2 separate regions of the Mus musculus genome follow, and region 2 is linked to region 1. A link is a contact called in ENCODE Hi-C data. All regions are on one chromosome and are shown on one strand. The core of a region is the stretch at or near the end of the contact, and the rest is flanking DNA. Distances in the headings are between cores, read along the strand shown. Region 1 holds the start of Grin3b (glutamate receptor, ionotropic, NMDA3B). Region 2 holds the start of Btbd2 (BTB (POZ) domain containing 2).

Evidence for each region. A loop is a pair of places that touch in the nucleus more often than their neighbours do.
Region 2: a loop to region 1 is called in a map of T-helper 2 cell, with 5 times the contacts of the local background. The contact joins the promoter of Btbd2 here to the promoter of Grin3b in region 1. A Hi-C loop is called at or near these places in 1 of 37 maps with a recorded cell type or tissue (T-helper 2 cell).

Annotation. Positions count from the first base shown.
Region 1 is chr10:79,965,625-79,973,528 of GRCm38, reverse strand. It overlaps Grin3b (glutamate receptor, ionotropic, NMDA3B), which reads right to left and starts at 2,805. Exons shown (of 9, transcript NM_130455.2): 1 at 2,204-2,805; 2 at 93-685. The coding sequence starts at 2,629. Wdr18 (WD repeat domain 18) reads right to left here. Exons shown (of 10, transcript NM_175450.4): 5 at 7,406-7,549; 6 at 7,259-7,323; 7 at 7,060-7,184; 8 at 6,803-6,969; 9 at 6,141-6,209; 10 at 4,283-6,058. The coding sequence ends at 5,930.
Region 2 is chr10:80,652,129-80,660,032 of GRCm38, reverse strand. Btbd2 (BTB (POZ) domain containing 2) reads left to right here and starts at 3,539. Exons shown (of 9, transcript NM_145361.3): 1 at 3,539-3,903. The coding sequence starts at 3,548.

The sequences.
Region 1 (7,904 bases), core at 1,556-4,055:
TCCCGATCACTCCATCACTGTCATGGCCTGACACACGGGATGGTGTCAGGCTCTGGGTCTGGACGCCTTCCCCTAGGCTTGTCCCTACTCACCTAGCCAAGGTGCGTGCTGTTGACTCAGAGCCGCCCGTTTTCAGGTCCTCACAATTTACTGCCGCTGGAAGCAGGGCCCGCTCTGGGTGCATGAGGGCCATGCTGCTGAGTGCCCGAGCCACAAGCTCCACCATGTCGTGGACGGCAGCTTCCAGGGAAGGCTGCCCGGTTTCCCCCAGCACCAACACCCCAGGGGGCAGACCGGTTTTGGGCAGTGCCTCGGCGGGCAGTGGTGTGCCCAGCAGCCACTGGGGACCCGGTGGTGCTGCCTCTAGGACCTCATGTGCATGGGCAGTGCTGCAGCCCAGGAGGACGGCTGCAGACACGGGGGTTCCCCCTCCTTCCAGCGTCCCCAGCAGGGCCAGTGTAGCCCGAAGGCTGTCATTCCCGCTGTCCAACTGGCTCAGGTCCAGCACAAACTTTGGAGCCTGGCTAGCACGGCTGGTCCAGAGTGTCACCAGGCCACTGGGGTCCCGGACACGACAGAGCACTAGAGCAATGTCCTCCCAGGCGTGTGCCCGTACCAGGGACACCAGCACATCCAGGATGGTCTCCAGGGGACTAGCCCAGTCCAGCTGCAGGTGGAACGGGGTCTGGGAAGAGGTGGTCCTGGTCAGGGCTGTCCACCTCTGTATCTACAGCTCCACCCACCCGACCCTGATAAGGAATCTACGTTGTTCTTGAGAACTGGGCATTATCTTGCCTCACCTTTAGCTCACTGTTGTTCAGTGGCTCCCCAGTACCCTCTTTTTTTTTTTTTTTTTTAAGTATTATGTTGCTCAGGTTGGTCTTGAACTTGCTATGTAACTAAGTAACTATGTAACCTTGACCTGCTGGTCCTTTTGCCTCTACCTTCAGAATGTCAGGATGACAAGTGTGTTCAACTACTTCCAGTTTATGCCATGCTGGGATTGGGATGCAGGCCTTCCACATGCTAGACATGCACTTTACCAAAAGAACGGTGAGCCCAGCCCTCCCTTATTTTACTTTATTTGAATATAGCAGTCTTCTCTATGCCAACCACCTCCTATGCATCCTTCAAAATCCAGCTCTGTTGGCTCTTCTCTATGGAGTCCTTGCTACCATTTTTCAGGGAGAGCCTTGCACATCTCCGGAGCTTACTCCTCTTCAGTTCTGACCTAGTCCCGCCTACCTCCCCAGGAGTCCCCTTGATAGACAAGTTCTGGGGCTGGGGTTGTATTGCATATTTGGAATACAAGACAGTCCAAGACAACTAAAAACCACAGGGTGCTGCCTGGCAGCACAGGTACCGAGGATGCCACAGCTCTGTGTAGTGAGGCCAGGCCAATCCCGGAGGAGACAAGACTGGCTCAAAAGCTGGCAGCACACACAGGTGCCGTTCACAGGTCAGGAAGCAGGGGTCATTGTCAGCTTGGGTCTGGAGTCTCCCACCAGACCCAGGAAGCCTTAGGGATACCAAGATATAGGTCATTAATGCTCCTCTGGGGCTAGGGTCTCCCTGGATGCAACCTCATGACAGGTTATGGAGGAAGACCTGAGGTCTCCTGTGTCCCAGGCATCTAGGAGTCATGCTCCAGGGCGCTGTCTCTGGGTGGAACCTTTTGCTGGCCTGCCTTGGTAACAACCCAGTTGGGTGTAATGTCACACACCTTTAATCCCAGTGCTAGGAAGACAGAGGCAGGTGGATCCCTGAGTTTAGGCAAGTCTGGTCTACACAGTGAGAGACTGTCTTAAAACATCAGAGAGAGACAGAGAGAGACAGAGACAGATGAGACAGAGAGATGAGACAGACAGACAGAGACAGAGACAGAGACAGAGACATATCAAGTACAGGGATGACTTGTGCTGCCCTGAAACTCAAGGCCACCTGAAACTCAAGGCCATCACAGAGCTCTGGGTAAGGAGTTGTCTGGCCTTTAAGGAGGGAAAGGTGGGGTTTCTGGGAGGATTTCCCACACTGTCCAAGCCCAGGAAGAGGAGAGCGGAATACTGTTCTAGCCAAAGCATGTTAAGGCATCTTGGGAGGGAAGGGCTGGGACAGGGGTCCTCTCCATCTCCTGATTGGAGAAGTGTGGGGTTCCTTAGCTTCCCGTCCCCCGCCCCCAGGGTTTCCCGCGCTCTCAGCGTACCGGAGCTCCGAGGGGCGCGCGCACCTCCCTCCGTAGGACGCTCAGCACCGGGGTCTCTGTGGCAGCTGCCAGGAACTGCAATAGCCGTAGCTCAGGCCGCGCCTCGGGAAAGGTTATAGAGGCCACCACGCCGGGCGGTGCCAGAACCTGGCACAGACCTCGGGCCAGCGACGCGGGGTCCCGGGTTGGGGACGCGACGGCCACTAGCTCCAGACTCAGGTTGTGCGGCAGCCGCGGGGAAGGGGTGGCCAGGGCGGCTAGGACGCGGGCGCGGGCGGCGGGCGCCCGGGGTAGGAGCGCAGCCAGGCGCACGGAGGCCCCGGCGCGCGTGGGAACCCCGCAGGGCTGAGGGTGACCGCGCACCACCCAGGACCCTCGCGCCAGCGCCAGGGCCAGGCTGAGCCACAGCGTCTGCACACACTCCATCCCGATGGAAGTTACCACTGTGCTGTGCGAGGGTAAGGAGACATCCCAGCCAGCCCCGCTCTCGTTCCTCCTGCCGGTCCGGGTGTCCACAGGAGGAGGAGCTGGGCCGCTGCCTAGGTTTGCTGTGCCACGCAGGGCAGAGTTGGGTGATGCCTTCCACTGCTCAGACTGAAGCTCCCAGAGCAGTCTGTGGCCAGTACAACACTGTGTGCAGCCTGGGGGTAAGTGAGGCAGGCACATCTGGTAGAAATCTGTAGGATAGATCTCCTGTTCTCCAGCCCGGTCAACATTATTGAATCACAAACTTAAAAAGAAGGAAGAAAAAGCACATGTATTTATATCTTGTGTTTGTTGGGGGAAAAGTACACTCCCCACACTCGGACAGTTTTTGGAGATTTCTTCTCTCCTGTGGGTCTTGCTGATCAGATCCGGCCATCAGACTTGGCAGCAAACATCTTTACCCACTGAATCGTGTTTGGTTTTCGTTCTCTCTTTTTTTTCTCGAGACAGGGTTTCTCTGTGCAGCCCTGGCTGTCCTGGAACTCACTCTATAGACCAGACTGGCCTCGAACTCAGAAATCCACCTGCCTCTGCCTCACAAGTGCTGGGATCAAAGAAGTGTGCCACCACTGTCCGGCTTCTCTTTTAAAATATTTACCACTGCCAACACCAACAAAAGTAGCAGCAGCATTCTTCTTTTTGTTTGTTTATTTATTTTTAATTAGGTATTTTCCTCGTTTACATTTTCAATGCTATCCCAAAGGTCCCCCATACCCACCCCCCCAATCCCCTACCCACCCACAACAGCATTCTTCTGAGACAGGGTTTTATTATATAGCCCTGACTAGTCTGAACTCCTTATTTAGACCAGGCTGACCCTTAACTCTTTAGAGAGAGCCATCGGTCTCTGCATCTGGAGGGCTGGGGTTGTGCGTGCACGTGGGTGCGCGCCTCCATGCCTGTGAAACCACTGCTCTCGAGATCACAGAATTCCCTAGTGCTGGATATGAGCCACTCAGTGTTGGTGCTAGGAACCAAATCGAGTTCTTTACAAAAGCAGTCTGAACCAACCATGGAGAAATCTTTCTGCTTTCCAGAACTCTTCTTCACCCTTCAAAACCCAGGATCAAATGTCCTGCTGAAAACCACGGCCACCCAGACCGTGCATCACATCCCTCTCATGTGCTCGACTTCCTATGGACTCATTTAGTGACCACTGCCCCTGTCAGTTCAGGGAGCACAAGGGCAGACGCTGCCCTCCTGGGTCTCAGGACTTGCATTACAATAGGCACTCTATAATTGTTCTGGAACCTTCTACAGCTCCCAGTTGTCCAGGTCCCCCAACTCAACTGACTCAGAACCCGGTTCACTTGTTATCCCAAACGTGGCCTGTAGGATCAGGGAACAGAGGCTGCCCCAGCCAGGAGGCTCCTGCTGGGAATTCTGAGGTCTGTCCTCACAGACGCTCTGGAAGATGTGGCATTCCCCCAAAATCCTGCACTGCAGCTGCCTGCAGGGAACACTCAGCCCTGATGAATGAATCTACACTTGGTCAGCTCCCCCTCCCCCCCCAAAACCTCACTCTCCCTGCAAAGCAAAAAACCAAACCAAAAAAACATCCATCAAGCAAATAAAAAAGCCAGCAAGATGACTGCACTTTGAGCTGGTTTTTAATGAGATGGCTTGGCTCAAGATGGCAGGCTGTCTAGGCACCTGGCCAGGGATCCAAAGGACATCAGGCTTGGGGTCCTTTAGGGTTCCAGTCTGGGGCTAGTCTGTCCTAGTTGCCATTGTCACCAACCACTTCAGAGATCCTCAGGGTGCTCTTCCTGAAGCTGAGATGTTGCCAGCCTTAGCTCCCCTTCCTCTGACATCTCCTTTTTGTCTATACTGTCACCTGGCACTCTTTCAGTAGGTCACCACACAGTCCTGGGTGCCGGCTCTATTCCACTCACTGAACATGAGACAGCTGGACTGCAGGCCTGTCAGGATTCACTATCACTCCTAACAGAAGGGCCAAGTGGGACCTTCCACTCCAGCTGAATGACAGGAAATTCATGCAAGGCCTTTTTGGGGAGTGGGAAAGCACATCTCACAAATGTGAATTATCCCCCCGAATACTGTTCCAGACATTTCCTGCCATGGAACCCTTCAGTGGCCTTTGTCCTCAAGGTTCCTCCGTACTTGATGGCTGGACCACACAGCGTCCACTTCCCTCCCATGGGGAATGGGGCTGTACTGGTCTACACTGCCCCACTCCTGTTGCCCGAGGAAGTTTATGGGGGCTTGGTGCAGGCTGCCCCACTGCTCAGGAGACTGGGGACTTAGATCTTGCTTGGCATTCACCCAGCCTAGTATTTACAAAGGCTGAATTCTCCAGTCAGTGCGGGGAAGCTGAGGCAGACAAATGAGGGAATACAGCAAGGCTTAGTAAGGAGGCTGGGACAGATGAAGCAGATCTGCAGGGGGACCCTGCCTTCCAAGCCAGCCTGGGCTAGTGAGGTTCTGGCTTGGATGGGGGAAGTACAGGCAGATGGTCTCTCAGTCCAGCCACAGCAGGTGGGGACCCAATATTTGGGTGGCAAGTTATGGCTCCACCCAACATCTGCCACTGTCCCTAGCCAGAATCTGAGACATAATTAGGAGTATAATGAACACCCAGTCTCAAGAGACCTCCAGAGGCCTTTGGTTGGGTCCTGGGGACCCATGGCTGGTAGAGTGCATACCTTCTTGTCTCTCTCCAGACCTTCCCTGAGGGAGCAACAGCTACAAGGAGCCAGGGGACTAGGGGAGGGGCCAGGGTGGAAAGGAAGGAAAGTACAGGGAAGAGGACCCAGAGGTCCATGTCATAGGAGGCTGTGGTCCCCCAGGGTATGGTCACATCTTGCCACCTGAGGGCACAGCTCTTCTGAGCTGCAGTGGCAACAGCTCTGATAAATCACAGATCTTCTGGATTGTTAAGCAGGGCTGTCAGTTGCAGGCAGCTTTCTGGAAGGTTCTGTTGGTATTTGGGTATTTGAGGTAGCCCCAGGACACGATGTGAACACTGAGCTTTGGACAGCTGTGAAGGACTGATTGCTGCCTGATTGGCCCTCATGAATGGGGACTCTGCAGTCGGCCCCCCACTCACCGCACCCCATCCCCCAGGCCCGAGGCCTTCCAACCAAGCCCCAGCCCAGATAGGGACAGAACAACCAAGGCGCACAATTTAAGAATTGTCCATCCTTTAGTCCATCCTTTGTTAAAACACTAGATCACAGCCCCGTGGCAAGTGTTTGTGTGGCAGTGGCCCAGCACGTCTCACTTGGAGGGCCGTGTGATGATGCGCGTGGAGAAGTCGAACAGGTCCCTGTTGATCTTGCGCAGGCTACGCACCTCATCCTCCAGATCAAACACACGTGCTGGCAGCATCTGGCTGCCTAGCATGTTCTGTGGAGAGAGGGGCTGTGGGTAGGGCTGTTCCTGTCCGCCCACCCTGGACCTGCCCAAAACCAGGACTCGCCCTGCTTACCTTCTCCAGGTAGCTGGACAACACTGCCTGCAGCTGCTCCAGACGCTCCAGGTAGCTAGGCTCTTTGCCCTGTAAAGTAGCATGATCACCCCCGCTGTTCCCTGCCCTCAGAGGACCCAGCCTCCACCACAGGACCAGAGTCCAGGGCTGAGGGCCACGTGGGAACCTGTAAGATCCAGGCCAAGAAGACTGCAGAGCATAAGGCAGGTTGGGCCAATGCCCAGATCCAGCAATAGGACTGCAGGGGTGGGGCATGACTGCTGAGCTTCTTGGACCCTAGGCCCTCACCCTGTCTGTCACCTTCTGTGAAAGGGCCTGCCACTGTAGAGTGGCACAGACCTAGGTCAAAGCCCCAGGGGCAGCACTGAGGACACTGGGTAGAAGCCCCTTCCTGGTGAGGTGTCTCCTGACCTCAGGCTGCTCTGACTCTCTCTCTGGCCACTCACTGAGAGCAATGTGACAAGTCAGCTGAGCCCGTTAGGCTGACACAGTATGCCTTCAGACAGGCGTATGTTGTGGGGACGGATGGCAAGAGCAGCAGTGGATGCCAGTGACCTGGGTAGCAAGGGTTCAGAAGCTGTTGATGCCAGACAGGCACACCAGCAGCAGCAGAAGGAACTCTGGAGTATAGAATGTTCTAGAAGAGTGGCTGTGGGTCCTACCTGCAGGTGGAGCCCTAGCTGCAGGCGCAGGCCCCCACCCTGGGCTTCATCTCCATGCTCAGCCCCCAGCAGGTGCTTGTTGAAGTGGGGCAGGGGCAGGCTGGGCCTGAATTCAGGGTTCAGCATGCTGGGTGGGGCCAGAATGATGGCTGCATTGGTCACTGGGCCTGAAGGACACAATAACACAACATCAGGGGCCTGGCTGGCAGGACAGGGCCCTGCCTTGTCCCTGTGTGGCCACGCTGCCTCGGGCACACCTTTGAGGGTGACTGTGCGCAAGCACTGCTTGCTCTTCACGTCCCACAGCCTCACTGATTCATCGTGGGAGCCAGAGAGCAGAACACTGCCGTCTGTTGACACTGACAGGCATGTCACTTGGTTCCTGGGAGAGGAGGATGGGGGTTAGGTGCTTCACGGTGTGGGCACTGTGCTAACCCCACCTCCTGAGGTGACTACCTGTGTCCTTTGAAGACCTTCCCTGTGTTCTGCTCAGGCTGGAAGCTGTGCTCCCTCAGTCCGGGCTGGGGGTAGAGACAGGTCGTTAAGTGCCTGGGATGTAGGGCAAAGGACTGTGGGCTCCCTCAGTCCCAGAGGGCCACTCACCCAGCTGCACAGGTCCACCTGGAAGATGGAGCCATCGCTGCCTCCACAGAATATGTGGTGCTCGGCCAGGTCCATGGTCACAGATGTGATGCCCATGTCAAACAAGACAGACAGCAGCAGGTCCCCCGAGGAGATGGCCCAGAGCTGCAGGAATGGGAAGCCTGGAGCTGTGGACATCCAGGCACACAGCCAAGTCGGGGGGCCAGGAGGCATGGGGGCCATCGCACCATCATGCCCATGCTACCAGCCTCTGAACCCCCACAGAATCACAGGCACCCCAGCCAGGGAATATGTCTCCAATCCTGCCCTCAATCCCTGTGCTCCTAGGCAGAGAGAGGCAAGGGGGTCTGTGAATCCCTAGCCAATCTGGTGTACAAACCAAGTTCCAGGCAAGCTGTGGCCACACAATGAGACAGTCTCAAAAAACAAGCAAAAAACTGTTTAAAACTAGAAGATAAAAGAGGGCTGAGGTGAGGCTCAGGTAGAGCACTGGTCTAGC
Region 2 (7,904 bases), core at 2,290-4,789, 690 kb before region 1:
TGCCCTCTTCTGGTGTGTCTGAAGACAGCTACAGTGTACTTACATATAATAAATAAATAAATCTTTGGGCCAGAGTGAGCAAGGTCTGTGAGAGCAGGGCCTGAGTGAGAAGAAAAAAAATGATATAAGACTAATTGTTTTTCGGCCAGGTAGCGGTGGCACATACCTGTAATCCCAGCACTTGGGAGGCAGAAGCAGGCGGATTTCTGAGTTTGAGGTCAGCCTGGTCTACAGAGCGAGTTCCAGGACAGCCAGGACTGCACAGAGAAACCCTGTCTCGAAAACCAAAACCAAAACCAAAAGACTAATTGTTTTTCTAATTCTATTCTATCATGGATGTTTTGTTTTCTGTGTTAAATGAATGCATTAAAACGAATTCCACACTGATCGTGTAATTCTAACACAAAGAAGCTCTGCAGCTTCCGATCCGAATGCCTGCTCTGACTCTATACTGTCCTACTTGTAGAGTTGTACAGACTTCGTTCCGTCTGCTTAATTTTGGTATGTAAGGTTTTAATTTATTTGTAAGTATTTAAAATATATAATAAAGTTTATTTATAAAAAAGCAAAACTAAAACCCGGGAAAGCAGAGAGCACGTTGGTGTAGTGCTCCCTCTAGCGGCCATGAGTTGGGCTGATTACAGGATAGAAGAGAAGACTCTGGAATTCACAAACACCCTTTAAAGACGTTGGCAATGGCCTGGAGGAGGTGGTGGTCTTTAATTAAAGGCGTGCTGCCTGTAATCACAGCGCTAGGGAGGCAGAGGCAAGAGGATCTTTGAATTCCAGGCCAGCCTGGGCTACAGAGGTTGTTCAAGGACAGCCAGGGGGCTGTAAACCCTTGTCTCAAAAAAACAACGACGAAACAAACCAAAAAAAGTGGTGGGCAATGAAGCCTGAAATTCTGCCACATGGGAAAGTGAGAGGTTTGCTCTGAGCCTACAGAGAGACACCTTCTGTGAAAAGAGCAGAGGTATAATGATTCCTATTAGTGATGCACCTCAGGGGTGGAGCCCTGCCTAGAATCCCCCAATGAGGAGCGGATGTGGGGCATGGTCAGGGGTGGAGCTCTGGCTAGAATTTAGCTCTGCCTTGAGTTCCACACCCATCTCTTCCACAGATGATCAAAGTCTGCACCCTAAAAATAAGGAAGAAACACAAAGGTTCTTTAAAGGGAGGAGGAACGAGCATAAAAGGAATGTTCCGGGGTCACAGAATCAGGCTGCTGTTTGAAGTGGGCTAACGGCCTAGACATTTTCCTGCCCATGCATCCTGTGCTTTCTGTGGCCTATTACGTTTGTGTTTTTCTCTTTGAATACTGTCTTAAGAAGGTTACTTGTCCTAATGTCAGGTCTGTCTGTCCAATTGTTCAGTTTCAATCTGTGTTCACATATGGAGCATCTTGCCCGCCTCATGAAGTGGGGATTCTAGGTTTCCAAAGATGTCCCCCGGGATCGCAGGACCTCTGTGTGTGTGAGTGTGTGTGTGTGTGTGTGTGTGTGTGTGTGTGTGTGTGTGTTCATGCGCGTGCGTGTAACCCTCGCTGTCCTGGAGCTTGCTATGTAGACCAGGCTGACGTCATACTCACAGAGGTCTGCCTACGTCTCTGCCTGCAAGTGCTGGAACTAAAGGCATGTATCACCACACTCTGGGCAGAATTTACAAGCATGCATCTAATGCTGCCACCATGTGTGTACTAGGACATTCCGTTTACAATCCTTTCCTGTCCACTGCTAACTGGCTGTGAACCCCCTGACTGTCCCAGTGATCAAATCAGGCTTGTCATAAGCACTTCAAGAGCAAAGTCCCTAATGGCAGGTGTTTAAAGATGGCGGCCTAGGAGAGCTGCCTCAACTCCCAGCCTTTGGCTACAAATAACAGAAAAACAGAGCAGACTTGCCCAGAACAGTAAAGACATTTATTAGCTGTCAGGACAAAAGGCCCTGAGCTATTGCGGCTTGCAGGCAAGGCCTGATCCAGGCTGTTGAAATCTGTTTGGATGGTTTATCCTCGTGCTAGGATTCTTTCTTCACTTTTATTGGTCCCTCTGCTGAGCCTGTTTCCAGATGAGATTCGTGAGACTCAGGACTAAGCCAGTCAGTCCCTGTTAATTAACCTGTGGAAACAAAGCTTGCCCTCCTTCCTCTCTTCCCCTTCTGCCTCCCTGAGTAGCTTTGTCCACCTTTGAATTTGTGATCCTCCTGCCTCAGGCTCCCAGTGCTAGGATGGCAGGTGTTGCCCACCATGCCCAGATACATAGTAATTCCTGCCCCTCCTCCAGTCTCTCCTTCCTCAGGCCTGGCCTGTCCTCTCCTCCTCTTTGTACCTTACCCCTCACTCCACTTCTTTCCCTTTCTGGGTTCACAGTCTAGTTTGGGCTCTTTTTATTATGGTTATTATTATTATTATTATTATTATTTTTTTTTTTTTGAGACAGAGTTTCTCTGTGTAGGCTGTCCTGGAACTCACTCTGTAGACCAGACTGGCCTAGAGCTCAGAAATTCGCCTGCCTCTGCCTCCAAAGTGCTGGGATTAAAGGAGCGCGCCATCACTGCCCAGCTAGTTTGGGTTCTTAATGTCCTACAGCCTAAGGCAGAGCCGGGATTGGCTAGGTTCAGGGGCTCAGGAGCATTGTGTGGGTGGGATCAAGGGCCTGAGACCTCAACATCCTCACTTCCTTCTGTTCCTCTCCGTTTCTCCTAACCTTCCCGCATTCACCATCTTCAAAGGCCTGTCCTTCTTCCTTTTTCCCTCCATCCCTATTCCTCTGTCGGCTTCCATCTAGACCCTGTGGCCCCGCCCTCTAGCCCCGGGGTGCTCAGATGCACCACGCCCCTTCACCTCAAGTCTGGGCCTCTTTCCTCCACTGTGTGATCTCCTCCTCCTCCTCCCCTCCCCTCCCCTCCCCTCCCCATGCTGTCTTTCCTGCTTCTTTCCTCTGTCTGTCCTTTACCTCTCCATGCCTTCCCTGCCTCTCCTCATCCTTCTCCTCCTGCCCTTGCTCGAATCCAGGGATGGCCTGCGCCTCCATGGCCCGGACTACCTCCCCTACCTCCTGTCTCTGCTCCTCCCCCGTTACCACATCCTTCTCTTTCCTCCCATTCAACCCCTCCTGTTGCCCTCCTCTCTGTCCCAGTATCCATTTCTCCCTCTCATTTCTCTCGGTCCCTTTTTCCTCTGTTTCCCCTTCTCCTTCCTCCTCTGGCATTTCGGGGCCCTCCTCTTCCTTGTCTCACCAATCCTGGGCCTAGCCCTGCCACGCCCATCCTCCCTCCCCTCCTCTCTACGCTCACAATCGCTTCTCCATCTTCCTCTCCTCCCTCCCTCCCTCTCTCCCTCCCCGTTTCCCTTTCCAATCCATCCTCCTCCCTAGCCTTGCCCTTTCTTCCCCCTTCCCGTCCTCCCGTTGGCTCCTCCCTTTTTGTCTCCTCCCCTCGCCCCTCTCAGGTCTCGGCTCTCTTTAGCCCCGCCCCTCCCTTCCTCCTCTCAAACGCCCCGCCCCATGACCACGCCCTCCGTGGCTCCGCCCCCGCGCCGCAGCGACAAGATGGCGGCGGGCGGCAGCGGGCGCGCGTCTTGCCCGCCGGGGGTCGGGGCCGGCGCGGGCAGCCTGGGTCCCAGTGCTAACGCGGCCGCCGCCCCCAGCAACGCCGCTGCCTGCGCCCCGGTGCCTCCGCCGCCCCCGTCCCCGCCGCCTGGGCCCGGGACTGACGCGCAGGCCGTGGGCGACGAGCGCGACGACGCGGGCCCAGGCGCGCTGCTGCGCGAGCCCGTGTACAACTGGCAGGCCACCAAGCCCACGGTGCAGGAGCGCTTCGCCTTCCTCTTCAACAACGAGGTGCTGTGCGACGTGCACTTCCTGGTGGGCAAGGGGCTCAGCTCGCAGCGCGTCCCCGCGCACAGGTGGGCCGCCGGGACGCGCCCGGACCCTGCAACCCCAGACCCTGCATCCCCAGACCCTGAACCCCACCCAGACCCTGCACCCCAGGAACCAGCACCCTGAAACCCTGCGCCCTACCCGGGACCGTTCATCACAGACCATGCACTCCACCTGGACCCCGCACACTCTAAACCCCGTAGTCCACTCAGAGCCTGCACCCCCCCATTCTGTTCCCCCACCCGGATCCTGCACTTCACCTGGACCCCGCACCCCATGAACCAGCACCTTAGAACCCTGCACTCAAGACCTTGAACTCCACCCAAGACTGCACCTCAGACCTGCACCCCTATCCAGGCCCTGCATCCCAGGATCCTGCATCCCAAATCCTGCAGTCAGACCTTGCAGTCTGCTTGAACCCTTCATCCCAACCCTAATCCCAAGAGCCTGGACTGCACCCAGATTCTTTATTCCTAGATATTGCACCCCAGACCTTGCATCCTAGAACCCTGCACCCCAAGAATCTGCATTCCACCCAGGATCATGTACCTCAGACTCTACACCCCACCCAGACCTTTCACCACCCCTGGACCCTGAATCTGGAGCCTCAGGCTCTTACCTTAGGATTCCTGACCCCTTCACCTGAACCTGGTTCCCACAACCCCCTTCCCCCACAGTGTACTTCCTAAACATGGGAACCTGGAGGTTCTGTTGGGTCCTGCCTGCCTTGAACCTGGTTCTAGGGCCATTTCATTTTATCCTTAGGTTCTGCTCCGTTCTATCCTGGATCCTCTCTGCTCTCTGAATCCATTAGTCACCCCAACATTCCTCCAGCTTATCCAGTTCTAGGGCCCCCTCCGTCCCCACCCATGACCCCTTAGATCCCCTTCTTACCCCATGTTCACACCTCACACCATCTAACCTACTGGCCCCATCAGAGACCCTTGCCTCTTGTTCCTCCAGCACTGGGCTTCCAGCCTGTCTGAGCCATCACCCCCAGACCTCACCATGGCCACGATGAGTTGAGCTCTTTGGGAGTGGGCAAGGGTCTGGCACAGCCTCAGAAAGGATTGAGGCCTTTTGCGAGTTCTGTGCAAGCTGTGGTAGCGTGTACCGCCTGCCAGTGCGGTTCTTGGCACATGACCTTTATGACCATGTGGGGTAGCTTGTCCAGCTTGATGGCAGGAATGGGGAATGTGGACGTGGGTGTGTGTGTGTAGCCCTCTGGGAAAGAGAGAAGTGGTCTCTTGCTGGAGGGGCAGAGGTGAGGGGAAGTGTTGACTCAGAGGTCTCTCACTCAGGTGGGGGCCGGAGCAAGAAGAATGGGGATGTTGTAGCCCCTTTACAGCTTGTGGAGAGTTGGGGGGGGGGGGCTTCACAGGTGGTACGGTGGGCAGTGGAGGACTTGGCTTCCAAGTGGCTGAGGTTTCTTAGTGGTGCTGTGGAGGGTTGCTAAGGGGTCGGCTGCCTGACTTGTTGGAAGGCACCAGAAAGACCCTTCAGGTCCTTCCTTCTTCTGAGCTCTCTGGGCCTTAGTTTCCCTACCTGTGAACTGGACTCATTTAGATAACCCCATCTGGGACTGCTCGAATGTGTTGCCTCTGTATTGTGCTTGTAACAGTCTCTCAGGGTTCAACACAGACGAGTCAGAAGGTAGCTGTGGGGAAGGGCCATAACTCCCTGGGCCTGGCTGCCACCCACCAACCATGTAGCTCAGGGTTGACTGTCAGTGTAGAATCCAGGAGCAACGTGTGTGGTGACCCAGACATGAACTCAGTTACTTCTTGGCTGAGGCAGGAGGACTGCAAACTCTACATCAGTCTGGGTAGCCTAGGGAGATTCTGTCAGAGAAACTATAAAGACTCAGGTGTGGTGGCACAGGCCTTTAGTCCCAGCACTTGGGAAACAGAGGCAAGTGGATCTCTGTGAGTTCAAAACTAGCATGGCCAATAGCAAGTTCCAGAACAGCCAGGGATACTTAATGCCACCCTGTCTCAAAAACTAAAGAAAGAGGGCGGGTATGGGGGACTTTTGGGATAGCATTCTAAATGTAATTGAGGAAAATACGTAGTAATAAAAATATTTAAAAAAAAATTAAAGATTAAAGAAAGCTATACAAGGAAACTGAAGGCTGAGGGCATGGCTTGGGAACCCCCAGTGAATGGCTGAGTGCGGACACATGCCAATCTGGTTCAATGTCCAGCGCTGAAAAGTAAGATTGTTTTAAGGCAGCTGGAGAGTGGCTCTGTGCTGAAGAGGGTTTGCTGCTCTTGCTGAGGACCTTTGGATTCAGCTCTCAGCGGCCACATTGCATGCCTTAAAGCAGCTTGTAGCTCTGGTTCTCAGGGTTCTGAAACCTCTGGTCCCTGAGGGCACTTGCACTCACAGGCCCAGAACTTAAAAGAAAGACTAAAGATTAAAGAACAGCTCCTCCTGGGGGCTGGAGAGCTGGCTCAGCAGTTTAAAGCACTGACTTCTCTTCCTGAGGTCTTGAGTTCAATTCCCAGCAACCACATGGTGGCTCACAACCATCTGTGTAATGGGGTCTGGGAGGATGTCCAGCAGCCTCATGTGGCCTGAACAGACCTGGGTTCCGGAAGCTGGCCTGCAGGACCTATGCATGCCTCACGCTGATGCTTTCCTTGTTTTGGGTCCTGAGGAAGAACCTAAGGGGGTGCGCAGGTAGCCGAGCTCTCTCCTAAGGCATACCCGGAGTCTCTGGATCCCTGTGGTTTCTGACCACTGTGTGACCACAGAAGCAGACAGAGCTACTGTAGTCAGAGTGATGGATGATTCAGAGTAAAGGCTTCTGCGGGACTCCTGGCCATGCTCCATCAAGGTCACAGATGACAAGGAGCTTTTCAGGGCAGAGGGGTGCCAGGCCCCTACTTTGTCTGGGTACCTGGACTGACACTGAAGAAAAGCTCTGTGACACCTGAGGCCACTCAGAAGCAGTGAGACAAGCTGATTGGTGTGTGCCTGTCACCCAGCCTGTGGGAGGGAGGCTGAGGCAAAAGGAGCAAAGATTTATCTTTGGCTACATAGTGAGTTAGAGGCCAGCCTGGGCTACATGAGTCTCTGTCTACAAAACAAAGCAGGAATTGAGAAGACAGATAACTAGATAAAGTTTGCACTGACAGAAAAGCTGGACAGACAACTAAGAAGATAAGGGGTCCTTGGAACAACCTAGGGGTTCAATGAAAGACCCTGTCTCAGTAGACAAAGTAGAGAGCACTCGTGGTGGACCCCAGTACTGACCTGGCCCGCAAATTCATTGAAAGGACCAGACATTAAGAGCTTTCAGCTAGGGTTGGATGTAGCTCAGTGGTGGAGTACTCCTGGGTTCGAGCCCCAGTCTTAAAGAAAATGTTTTGAGCAGCTATATAGTCTCCTTAGCTACTGTTGGACTCGGCTGTAGCCATAGGCAGGAGGACCTTCAATACGAAGTTTTGTTCAAGTGAAATAGTAGCAAAAACCTGTGTGTGTTGTGTGTGTGTGCATCCCCAGTACATGTTCTAATGGTTTTGCTGTTGTTTTTGAGACATGCTGGCCTGGAACTCTCCAGGAGCTCAGGCTGTATGGAAACTCTTGCAGGACCCAGCCTGGTCCTCCTGCGTACTGGAGTGACAGGCCTGCCCTCCGTGCCCTGCCCTTCCGATAGCTTCTGAGGAGCCGCCCACCCACCAGCATTTTCCAAGATGGCTACAGCTCCCACACTGCCTGCTACATGGCTTCTGAAGCCACCTGGGTCCACTTGGGAGCAGTGGGCCTTGGGGTGCGGAGTGCGTGGCTCCTCAGAGTGCCCTTCAGGGTCCCCCTCTGAAGCCACCGCTCTGCACGCCTCCTTGTGGGCAGATCCACAGTTTTGCAGGCTGTCCTTTTTTGGGACACATGGCTTCCCTAGTTGTCTGTCCTGTCTAACTGAGCTGAGGCTGGAGCCCAGGGCCTGTGTCTGCTAAGCACTCACCCCACCTACCACACTACCCACTACCTTGGTATGCTTTTGTTTGGTTTTGAGACTGGGTCT